Linked DNA regions of Homo sapiens: regions 2 and 3 are each linked to region 1. The links are chromatin contacts, found by Hi-C or POLR2A ChIA-PET in ENCODE. All regions are on one chromosome and are shown on one strand. The core of a region is the stretch at or near the end of the contact, and the rest is flanking DNA. Distances in the headings are between cores, read along the strand shown.

Evidence for each region. Hi-C counts contacts between places; a loop is a spot of excess contacts on that map. ChIA-PET counts read pairs that join two places held with the same protein, here RNA polymerase II (POLR2A). Pooled maps may share reads with other maps.
Region 2: a pooled map shows a loop between it and region 1 (4-fold over the local background). The contact joins the promoter of ZNF333 here to the promoter of WIZ in region 1. A Hi-C loop is called at or near these places in 6 of 50 pooled maps. POLR2A ChIA-PET finds 5 or more read pairs at or near these places in 2 of 52 experiments (PC-3 and activated B cell).
Region 3: a loop to region 1 is called in a pooled map, with 3 times the contacts of the local background. The contact joins the promoter of TPM4 here to the promoter of WIZ in region 1. A Hi-C loop is called at or near these places in 10 of 37 single-sample maps with no recorded cell type and 13 of 50 pooled maps. POLR2A ChIA-PET finds 5 or more read pairs at or near these places in 2 of 52 experiments (WTC11 and naive thymus-derived CD4-positive, alpha-beta T cell).

The regions. Positions count from the first base shown.
Region 1 is chr19:15,447,849-15,451,614 of GRCh38, reverse strand. It overlaps WIZ (WIZ zinc finger), which reads left to right and starts at 1,659. Exons shown (of 13, transcript NM_001371589.1): 1 at 1,659-1,817; 2 at 3,248-3,512. The coding sequence starts at 3,308. MIR1470 (microRNA 1470) reads right to left here and starts at 2,067; the gene lies at 2,007-2,067. RefSeq lists silencers at 1,635-1,764, 1,815-1,934, 2,285-2,394.
Region 2 is chr19:14,688,230-14,691,995 of GRCh38, reverse strand. It overlaps ZNF333 (zinc finger protein 333), which reads right to left and starts at 1,948. Exons shown (of 12, transcript NM_032433.4): 1 at 1,846-1,948. RefSeq lists silencers at 1,605-1,974, 2,305-2,354.
Region 3 is chr19:16,074,766-16,078,531 of GRCh38, reverse strand. It overlaps TPM4 (tropomyosin 4), which reads right to left and starts at 2,037. Exons shown (of 8, transcript NM_003290.3): 1 at 1,835-2,037. The coding sequence starts at 1,966. RefSeq lists enhancers at 1-47, 966-1,695, 1,696-2,423, 2,424-3,153 and a silencer at 1,478-2,387.

The sequences.
Region 1 (3,766 bases), core at 410-2,909:
TCTTTGCCCACTAAGAATTGCCAATTCTTAGGCATTTGCCCCGCAAGCCCTATTCATCTCTCCCAAATTCTCCCCTAATTAGAAGTCTCATGGAGAGGGCCATGTACACAAGTTCTCACCAGCTGTGTGACCTTAGACCTTCATTCTCTTAAGAGCCCGTTTTCTTATCTGTGAAATGGACGTAAAGTTCCCTACACAGTGAGAGGACCCATAGTTAAAGGCATTCGATAAAAGGTATTCACCATTGTTATAGGCAGCACCTGCTTCTCAATGAAGCATGGATTCCACCCCTGGCAACCTCCCAATCCCACAGTGAGAGCATCTTCCTAGGCCCTCCTCATGTCACGGAGGCCATGGGTCTGGGAGGCGGATAAAGGAAGGGGGTCAGGTGTGGAGATGGTTGGATACTGTGTATGAATGATTGGGTAAATGAGTCATTCAAATCATGGGTGAGTGGATGGGTGAGGGGTAGAGTGGGTGGAGCAAACGGCAGACGGATAGGTTAGCATTTGCTGGATGTTTGACCTGGTAGGTGAGTAGCTGGGTAGTTGGTTAACCAGGTTGGGTATGTCTGCCTAGAAAAGGCCTGGTTCATAGTAAGAAAAAATTTTTTTCAATGTTGTGATTATATATATCATATGTACATATGTTGAGGTCTCCTGAGACGCCTGAGAACTGGGCAGTGGAGAAACAATAATGAACTAGACAGGACTCCTGGCCTCATGGAACTTACATGTTAGTGGAGGGACCAAATCAACAGACAAACTGGTGGATGGATGTTTGGGGGGCTGGGCGGAAAGATGTGTGTGGGGATGGTTGGGTACTTGCTTGGTTGTATGGATAAATGAGTATTTACTTGGGTGCTGGATGAATGGGTGGGTAGATGGGAAGTGAATGGGTGGGTTGAGTGGGTGTTTGGGTGAATTAATAGGTGGTTGGAGGGGTGGGTGGATAGGTGATTAGTTCATTGGATAGGTAGATGAGTGATTGATAGATTGAGGAAGTGGATGAGATAGCTAGGTGGTTAGATATCTGGATACATGGTGGATAAGACAAGACAACAGGCCATGATGTGTGTCTGATGGGGTAGTCCTGGAAGCTGTGATCCTGGGAACTGGGTGGAGAAGGTGACTTAGGACTGAAGACCTAGGGCAACTCTAGGGACATGGAGGTGCTGAAGTCCAGTGTGGATGATTGGGAAGGAGGGAGTGAGCTTGTGGTTGGAAGGTAGCTGATGGGGGGCAGGGGACAAAAGGCTAAAAATTGGCTGGGTGGAGTCTTCAATGACCTATCAATGACCCATCAATGACCCATGGGGGAACTTCTCTGCACCCTCCCCACTCTTTTAGTGCTTTTAGCGAGCCTACCATTGGAAGTACCAGTGGGACGATAAGGAGCCATTGGGGTGTGGGACGACAAGGGTGTTGTCATGGTAACGGGGCCTCTCCCTGGACTCAGGCCGTGCGGGCCCTTTAAGGGTGACCCGCTTGGCCACTCCCAACATGGCGGCGCGCCCGCTGGCCGCCCCCCCCGGGGCGGCGAGGGGGGGGGGGGTGGGGTGGGGGGGGCGCCCCGGACCTCCCCATCATGGCGGCGCGGCGGGGCTGTCGCGCTGAGGTCACGGCGGCGCGCCGGGGGGGCGGGGCGGCGGGGGGAGCGATTTAAAGGGACAATGTCCCCCGAGCGGTGGAGGCGGCGGCGGCTGCGGAGGCCGCGGCACCGGCACCGGGAGCGGCAGCGGCGGTAGCGGCAGCGACGGCCGCACCAAGGAGGGGAGCTCCGAGCCCCGGCACCTGGCCGGCGGCGCCGCCTCCCCGGTGAGGCCCGGCCCGGCCTGGGGAGCCCGCGGGTGGGGCGGAGCCGTAGCGGGGCGGGGGAGGCCCCGGGCCGGGCCGGGCCAGGCGGGACCCCCCGGGGCGGGGGCGGGGGCGGGGCCTTCAGGGGCGGGGCCTGGCCGGGGGCGGGGCCGTGCAGGTGGGGGGAGGGGCGGGGGTCTTGGGGCAGGTGTCCCCCCTACCTCGGCGCGTCCCGCGGGGTCTCCTGCCCCGGGGTGCACGGGCGGAGGGCTCATCCCCCGGACCCTGGACCCCCGAGGAGTGGGCCCGCGCGGCGCAGCCCCCACCTCTGCGACCCCTGGGGGGCGTCCGGGTAGGAGCCCCCTCCCCACGCTGCCAAAGTGCTCCGAAGTTGCGGTCCCGCCCGTTCCCCGCGGGCAGTGCCCACCCAGTGGACAACCGCAGGTGCTTCCTCCGGGCCTGGGTAGGGACCCCCACCAAGACTGCCAGCCCACGGAGGAGCCCCCTGGGAATCCCCAGGCCCCCGAGGGCAGCGCCTGCAACCAGGCCTGGCGCCCCGGCCCCGCCCCGGTTGCCTGGGCCCGGCCTCCCCACCATCTCCCTGGGGAGGGCGCCTCATTCCTGCCCTTCACTTTCCGCCGTTACCTTGAAGGTATTTATAGGTAGAGAGGACAACCCCCGCTCCCCAGGGTCCTCATTTCTGGACCAGGAGCCCTATCGTTTTCTTTCGCCCGAGGACTAGAGCAATCTTGGTTGGGGGGTGGGGGGAATGGAGGAGCCCAAGCTGGGTATGCATGAGGGATAATGTTGGGGAGAAGCGAAAGGGTTAATGCTGGGGTCACTTGAGGCTGTGTGTGTGGAGGGGGGTGAAGGGGTTAATGCTGGAGAACCCTAAGGTCCTGTGTGGGGGAAGGGTTGGAGTGTGGGAAAAGTGCAGGGATCATTGGTATGGGACAACCCAATGGAGAAAAGTAAAGGGGTAATGATGGGAGACTCCTGACGGTGTATAGGATCAGAGTGTACAAGTGGCTGGGATTCTTGCCGAGGAAACGAAGGCATGGCAGTAGGATGTGCGTGTGCATGGATGTGAGGGCAGGACTGGGGAAAGTGCAGCTGTGTGTGAATGAAGGGAGGCGTCTGGAGAAATGGTAAGATTGATGGAAGAAGACCAGGTGGCTGAGTGTGCATGTGTCAATATGGGTAAACTGAGGCAGTGCAGGATCTGTATAAAGGGGAGGAGTTATTGATGGGGAGACGGAGGCATGCTGAGGGTAGGGGCCATTGGGATAGAAGGTGTGTGGAAAAGGTCTGAACACCATTAGCTCCCCTGGGCTGGGAGGTAAACTGAGGCAGTGAGCTGCAAAGTTGAGGACTGAGGTTTTGAGGGATGGGAAACTGAGGCAGATTCCCTTTCCTCCATCCCCTAAGCACTTCCTTCTCTCTATCCCCAGGCCCACAATGCCCCGCTGAGCCGGTGCAGCAGCTGAGTGGATCCAAGCAGAGAAAATCCGATGGAGGGGTCTCTGGCAGGCAGCCTGGCTGCACCAGATCGTCCCCAAGGCCCAGAGAGACTGCCTGGCCCGGCGCCAAGGGAGAACATCGAGGGTGGGGCCGAAGCTGCTGAGGGGGAAGGTGGCATCTTCCGGTCCACCCGTTACCTGCCTGTCACCAAGGAGGGCCCCCGAGACATTCTGGATGGCAGAGGTGGCATCTCTGGTAAGAGAATGGGCCGTGTGGCCCCCAGGGAGCATCCAGCCCATTCCCCAAGGCTCAGAGAGAGTCAAGTCACCCAGCGCAGCAGCGGCTGAGCTGGGATGCTGATTCCGCTTGGGTCCAGAGCCTTTTCTTTGTACTCTGTTTAGTTTCTTATTTGACAGTTGTGAAAACAGGTGTCCTGGGAGCCAGTGACCAGACCAAGGCTCCCCACTGGGTGGTATGGAGCTGGGACTTGAACTCAGGTCAGCCTGGCT
Region 2 (3,766 bases), core at 699-3,198, 760 kb after region 1:
CACACAAAACACAGTATGAGGCCAGGTATGGTTGCTCACGCCTATAATCCCAGCACTTTGGGAGGCCGAGGCGGGTGGATCACCTGAGGTCAGGAGTTCCAGACCAGCCTGGCCAACATGGTGAAACCCCGTCTCTACTAAAAATACAAAAATTAGCCGGGCATGGTGGCGGGCGCCTATAATCACAGCTGCCTGGGAAGCTGAGGCACGAGAATTGCTTGAACCCAGGAGGCAGAAGCTGCAGTGAGCCGAGATTGTGCCACTGCACTCCAGCCTGGGTGATGAAGTGAGACTCTGTCTCAAAAAAAAAAAAAAAAAAGACAATATGACACCATAAAAATCAAATATAAGAATAACTTAAAGTGCCTGTCTTTCATAAGACATAATCACACAAGTTTCAGGTACCTTTAAGAAACAATATTAATTCTTTTTAAAAAGGCAAGGCAAGCGCATATATTCTTTGTGGAAACAAACACCTCACTCGTAAAACTGAAATCTGATGCATGATTTTCCTCTGGAGTTAATTTTTTCCTGATTTCTCAGTAGACACGAGCTTTAACCCCATTATTAAAAAAGACATCCCACTTATGGCCAACTCAATTTGAATTTCCAGTATTAACAAAGTTTATATCGTCTTTTCCCTGAAGTTCCATTAGTTTTGAAGCTCTGTGATTCACATGCTTGGGGGAAGGACTGGAGCCAACTTGAAAAGATCTGAATAACAGTCTTAGGTTTTCTTGATAATAATATTTGTGAAATAACTGAGAAACGGCTTTTCTTAACCTAACAGTGAGAAACTTGATGCCCACAGCAGAAGTAAAAGTCGTCTCAAACATAGAAAATAAAGAAAAACAAAAACAAAAAAAATTAAGAACTCCTCCTTTTGTTGTTGTTTTTGTTTTTGAGATGGAGTCTTGCTCTGTCACCCAGGCTGGAGTGCAGTGGCACAATCTCAGCTCACTGCAACCTCCGCCTCTGGGGTTCAAGCGATTCTCCTGCCTCAGCCTCCCGAGTAGTTGGGATTACAGGCGCCCACCACTACGCTCGGCTAATTTGTGTATTTTTAGTAAAGACAGGGTTTCACCATGTTGGCCAGGCTGGTCTCAAACTCCTGACCTCAGGTGATCCACCCGCCTCGGCCTCCCAAAGTGCTGGGATTATAGGAGTGAGCCACCAAGCCTGGCCAAAAGCTTTCTTATGAGAAAGAAAAAAAAGAAGAAAGAAAAAGTTATGGAAAAGGAAGAGATGCAAAGCCAAGCTAACAGATATTAAGCTAAAAGACTTCAAATTGTCAGTCTCCAAAAGAAATCTCTCGTCATCTAATTCATTCCTTAATGGAGGATGCATTCAATTTTTTAAGTAAATTTGGCCAATCAATTAAACCAGTTTGCACATGTGGACCCAGACCTCACTTTCCAGTTGCAAAGCTAGATAATATTAAGTATCATATCAAATAAAACGTGAATTACTAATTCGCAGTTATCTTGCATACTGTAGGCAAGGTAGGGCCGTCTTTATGCACTTTCCCTAAAAATTGGGAAGGACAGGTGAGAGCTGGGGCCGGTGTCACCACATTTCTGAGCTGTGGGACCTGGACTGTTTGGGATTTCCCTTTTGACAGGATGACAGCCCTGTCTGCCCGGACGGGGGGTACCTGAGAGCGAGAGACCGGGCGGCGGGCGCCCAGATGCGAGGCCCTGACTGTGTGGGCCTCACGCCGGCCACCGGCTGATCGCAGGGAGGAAACCCCTCACACAGGCGGAGCTGTTCTAGGCCCTCCAGTCCCTCCCCGCGCCAGCCGAGCCCTCCCCGCCCTCCCCGCCCTCCCGAGGGGCCGGGCCACACCTGCAAGCCAGCCGGAGACACTCCCACCGTGCCGTGCCGCACCGCGCCGCGCCGCGCAGCACAGCTCAGCCGCCGTCGGCCGCCGCCGCGCGCACTTCCGCTTCCGGTCTCGGGGCCGCCGGGAACGGAAGTGGCTGTGGCTCAGGCTGTTGTGGCCAGGGTAGCCTTAGGCGGCGGCAGAGAAACTAACGTCTTCTTTAGCCTCCAAGGAGAAATTCTAGTATTCTTACCCGGGGGATGAGGTTAGGCTCTGGAGTGGGGTCCCACAGAGCATGGAGGGTGGTGCTGGGGGCGGAGCCTATGTCCGAGAGACAGGGATAGGGGTGGGGCTTAGGTCCCGGGGCAAAAGTGGGGCGGGGCCTGTGCGCGGGGGCGGGGTGGAGTGTGGCTTGCCCTCCGATGGCTGATGGGCGGGGCTTGCACCCCAATGGCGGAGTGGGCGGGGCCTTGGTTTGCAGGGTGGTAGTAGGGGCGGGTCGTGCGCCTCAGGGGCAAAAATGGGGCGGGGCTTGTGCTTGGGGTGGGAATGGGAGCTGAACTTGCATTCGGAAGGCGGGATGAGGGGACCTGGGCTTCAAGGGTTGAGAGGGGCACACCCGACCCCTCCCCGGGTCTCTTTAGGGATGCTCAATATTTAACTTACCCTTTTCTCCTTCCTTTTCCCCAACCCCTTCCACCTTTATCCATGGGCTTAATCCAATCCCCTACAAAAATATACCCATACTTAAGATTGTTTTTGTATATTTTTATACGGCTGACCCTTAGGCAACGGGAGTTGGGGCGCCACCCTGTGCAGTGGAAAATTCACTTCTTTTGACTCCCCCAAAACCTACCTACTAATAGACTACTGTTAACCAGAAGCTTTACCAATAACATAAAGTTAGTTAACACATATTTTGTATATTATATGCCATATTCTTAAAATAAACTAAGCTCAGAGAAAAGAAAGTGTTATTAAGAAAATCATGAAGAAGAGAAAATATATTTACTCTTCGTTACGTGGAAGTGATCGTAAAGATCATAAATAAACGTCTTCATCGTCAGCTTCACCCTGAGTAGGCTGAGGAAAGGGAGGGGTTTGTCTTGCTGTCCCAAGGAGGACAAAGGTAGAAAAAAATCTACCTATAAGGGGATAGCCACAGTTCAAACCCTTGGTGTTCACGGGTCAACTAACTGTCTTTATTCTAAAAATAGGACGATGTATTTTTGTTTCTTCTACAGCTTGCCCTTCTCACTAAAAATAAGATGTGTGAATCTAAGACATAGATCTGACTTTTTAAAAACTATTTATTATGTAGTATACATAGTACATACCTATGGGAAAAGTTCAAACGGGAGGCTCACTCTATTCCTAAATTTTCCTCCCCTGAAACAACCACTGTCACTAGTTCCCTGGTATTCTTTATATATCAAGCACATGTGCAGTCATGCACCACATAACAAGGTTTTGGTCAACCACGAAACACATACACAGTTGTGATCCCATAAGGTTATAATGGAGCTGAAAATTTCTTATCACCTAGTGATGTTGTAACTGTCACAATGTTGCAGTGCAACACATTACTCACATTTAAAAAGGTTTTAAAAATATGAAAAGACCGGGCGCGGTGGCTTACGCCTGCAATCCCAAGACTTTGGAGGCCGACGCTGGTGGATCACTTGAGGTCAGGAGTTCGAGACCAGCCTGGCCAACATGATGAAACCCCCAGTCTCTACTAGTAATACAAAAATTAGCTGGGCATGGTGGCATGCGCCTGTAATCCCAGCTATTCGGGAGGCTGAGGCAGGAGAATTGCTTGAACCCAGGAGGTGGAGGGTGCAGTGACCCAAGGTCTTGCCATTGCACTCCAGCCTGTGCAACAAGAGCAAAACTCCATCTCAAAAAAAAAAATGAAAAATAGCTTATAGAATAAGGATATAA
Region 3 (3,766 bases), core at 788-3,287, 630 kb before region 1:
CACCGGGTTTCTAAGGCCTCTTGGGCCAAAGCAGCCCTTACAGGATTAGAGGCTTCAACCAAGGCCCATGCTGCAGCCCCCATCTGGGCTCTTTCCAGTCCTGGCAATTCACACCACCAATTCCATCTGGCTGGGCATCTTTTGCCTCTCTAGGGTCCCCACCCTGAGCCTCAACACTGAACTTTCAGGGCTTTTGGGCTTCAACCTCTATCCGCACACCCCCCCACCCTCATCATACAACTTTCTTGCCTCTGAGTCTGTGCACACCCATGTCTCTGGTCCCAGCAAACTTATTTATTCTATAAGACCCAGCTCAACCTCCATTTTGGAGCCTCCCCTGTCATGCTCCCATAACTGCACAGAAAACCCGTGGAATGCAGACCTCGCTCCATCAGTGAGTCAGCTCCCCTGCCTCCATTTGTCTATGAGCTCTTCCCAGGGCAGAGAAAACACAATTGAGGCTGGGCGCCGTGGCTCACGCTTGTAATCCCAGAACTTTGGGAGGCCAAGGTGGGCAGATCACGAGGTCAGGAGTTCGAGACCAGCCTGGCCAGCATGGTGAGACACTGTCTCTACTAAAAATCCAAAATAAAAAAAAAAAAATTAGCTGGGCGTGGTGGCGGGCACCTGTAATCCCAGCTACTCGGGAGGCTGAAGCAGGAGAATCTCTTGAACTCGGGGGGTGGAGGTTGCAGCGAGCCGAGATCGCACCACTGCACTCCAGCCTGGGCGACAGAGTGAGACTGCCTCAAAAACAAAACAACAAAAAACAACAACACAATTGATTATTTACAAAGCGCCAGGCTCCACGCCTGAGATTTACTCCTGGGACCCTCCCTGCTACTCTGGGGGGTCGGGATTCTTATCAGTCCTACTCGCAGATGGGAAAAAAGCTCCTAGAGAGCAAATACCAAGTCATGAAGCCTGTGGGTGGCATGATATGGGACCAGAATCCAAATCTGTCCCCAGACCCTGGCGGTGCCACCATCTGTCCCGAGGGACAGCCAGGAGGATGATGCAGAGAGGATGGTGAAACTCCCTCCTTTTTCAGACCCATTGTTTATCTCGGGCCCTGCGACTCGCGGCGGAGGCGCACAGCAGGCGCTCAAACGATCGTGGGTTCAGGGCCCCGCGCCAGCGTTCCCGGGGCCTTCTGGAGAGAGGCAGGGTCCCGCCGCCCCGGTTCCCGCAGGAATCAGCTGGAGAAAGGCGGGCGGCTTGGGGCTGAACTTCCTCCACCCCCCATCCCCCCCGCCGCCTGGAGCAGACACGTCGCCGCCGCGCCCCTGGGAACGGTCAGGGAAGCAAGCAGAAGCCGGGAAGCCGCGAAAGAGGCGAGAAAGTGCGACCCCCTCCCCAGATCCCCGGTCCCCCGTCGAAATCCCTGTCGGCCGGTCAAACCCTAGACAATGGAAGCTCCACGTTTTCATCCTCATTCTCCCCCACAAGTCCGGTCGCGGGTTCCCCTCGGCCCGGGACCCCGGCGCCAGCCCCGGAGTCGGAGCCTGCACGATACGCCCCCTCCCGCCGCTCCACTTCTCCACCCGGAGATCGCTCACCCCCTCCGCCCCATCCCCCCATTTCCCGCTTGGCCGGCCCCGCCCGACCCGGAGGCGGCGCCCCCTCCCCTGTCCCAGGCCCAGGAAGGAGGACGGCGGAGGAAGTAGGGGGTCCTGGCTGCGGGCGCAGGGATGTGGGTCGGCGATCGGCGTCCGAGGGCGTAAAAAGGCGGCCCGAGGACTGCGCGCGGGCGGGCAGCGCGGGAAGCCGGGAAGAAAGGAGGGCGCGCGGGGGAGGAGGCTGCGGGTGCGGGGCCCGAGGCCGGGGCGCTCACTTTCTCGCGCCGCTCGCGCTCGCCGTCCAGCTCCCGCTGCAGGCCCTGCGCGCGGTCTTCCGCCTCGTCCGCCTGCTGCTGCAGGGCCTGGATCTTGCGTTTCACCGCCTCCAGGGAGTTGAGGCCGGCCATGGCGCGGAGGCGCAGAGGCGCACGGGCAGCGGCGGACGCTCGGCTGGGCTCGGCTCCGGCGAGAGCTGCACAGCCGCGCCCCGGCCCCCCAAGCCTTTGCCTGCGCGGGGGCCGCCCCCGCCTCTCCCCGCCCCCCGGGCCGGCTGCCGTCGGGGCGATGAGGTCACCCGGCCGGACCGCCGACGTCAGCACCGCTGGGGGAGGGCCTGACGTCGGCACCGCTGGCCACAGCTGCTGGAAAGTGCCCCTTTTCGGGACTTATTTGGAGAAAGCGCTGGGAGGCGCCGCCTTCTCCTCCTCCTCTTCCTCCTCCCCCTGCGGCTCTCCCCGCCTTCCCGGCCCCGGGGCTCCGGCCTGGCCCCGCCGCGGGCTCCCGCATCCCTGCACACGTACGTCGGAGGCCTTCTTCTCCGTGAGCTCCAGCTTCTCCTGCGCGTCCTTCAGGTCCTCGGAATATTTATCCAGCTCGTCCTCTGTCCCTTTTAGTTTCTTCTGGAGGTGCGTCAGCTCCTCCTCCACCTGGGGACGACAGAGCGAGGAACGGGTCAGCCTGGGGGGGGGGTCACGTCCCCGAGGTGCAGGGGCGGTCCCCCCCAATATTCACAAGAGTCCTCCGTCTCTCTCTGGGCATCAGTTTCCTTATCTGTAGAACAGGGGTTGCGATAGCATGCACCACGCCATCCATGCTACCTGATAGTGGGATTTTCACATCTTTCCCTCGTCCTGAGGACCAGCTGTTTTGGGCTTATTGGGGTCCCCAGTACTCTAGGGAGATCAATGGCAGCTTTTGGGAAACTGAAGACTCCAAATGTTTTCCAGAAATACACACATTCCAGTTTCAGAGGTGCAGCCTCACCATGATCTGGAGTTAAGCAATCTCATTCTCTGCGCGTGGATCCCTCCGCCCATCCCTGTCCCCAGCCTTTCTCCCTCTGGTTCTGACCCCAACACGGGGTCAGAGAAACTTTCTAACAAATACGCCTGCCCTCTTTCTGCCTAGAACCTGCTATGGCTCCCTATGGCCCAAGGCAGTGGTTCTTAGACTGTCTTACCAAAATACTCTGAAGGGCTGAAGGGCTCAGACCTAGTCCCTCATTTCTGGGCTTTGGGGAGCTTGGCTAGAAGAGACTCGCCCCTACAGGATCACTTTCTTTGAAGGCTCGGGTTAAATCTTTAAAATTTTTGCATATAGGCCATGTTCATTTTAATAAAAATGTCCCCTACTTTCCCTAAATTTTCAGTCCTCTGTTTATCCCAAGAGTCCTATCCTCCCATCACTCCTAGTTTGAGAAGCTCAGGCCTATGGATTACAAACCACAGACCCCATCACCTCTCTTTGTCACCCCCCACCACACCGGTCTAGAGTTGGCTCAAGAAGACTTTTCTGTCACCTCCAGGCTGAAACTCCCTCCCTGGGCCCCCAACTCTGGATTAGGGTGATCATATCCAGCTCATGCCTGGATCTGACTTTTTTTTTTGAGAGTCTCGCTCTGTCACCAAGGCTGGAGTGCAGTGGCACGATCTCAGCTCACTGCAACCTCCGCCTCCTGGGTTCAAGTGATTCTCCTGCCTCAACCTCCCCGGTAGCTGGTACTACAGGTGCACACCACCACGACTGACTAATTTTTGTATTTTCAGTAGAGACAGGGTTTTGCAATATTGGCCAGGCAGGTCTCAAACTCCTGACCTCAAGTGATCTGCCCGCCTCGGCCTCCCAAATTGCTGGGATTGCAGGCGTGAGTCGCCACACCTGGCTTGGATCTGACTTTTGCCTTAGATGGTTTGACACTGATCTTGTTC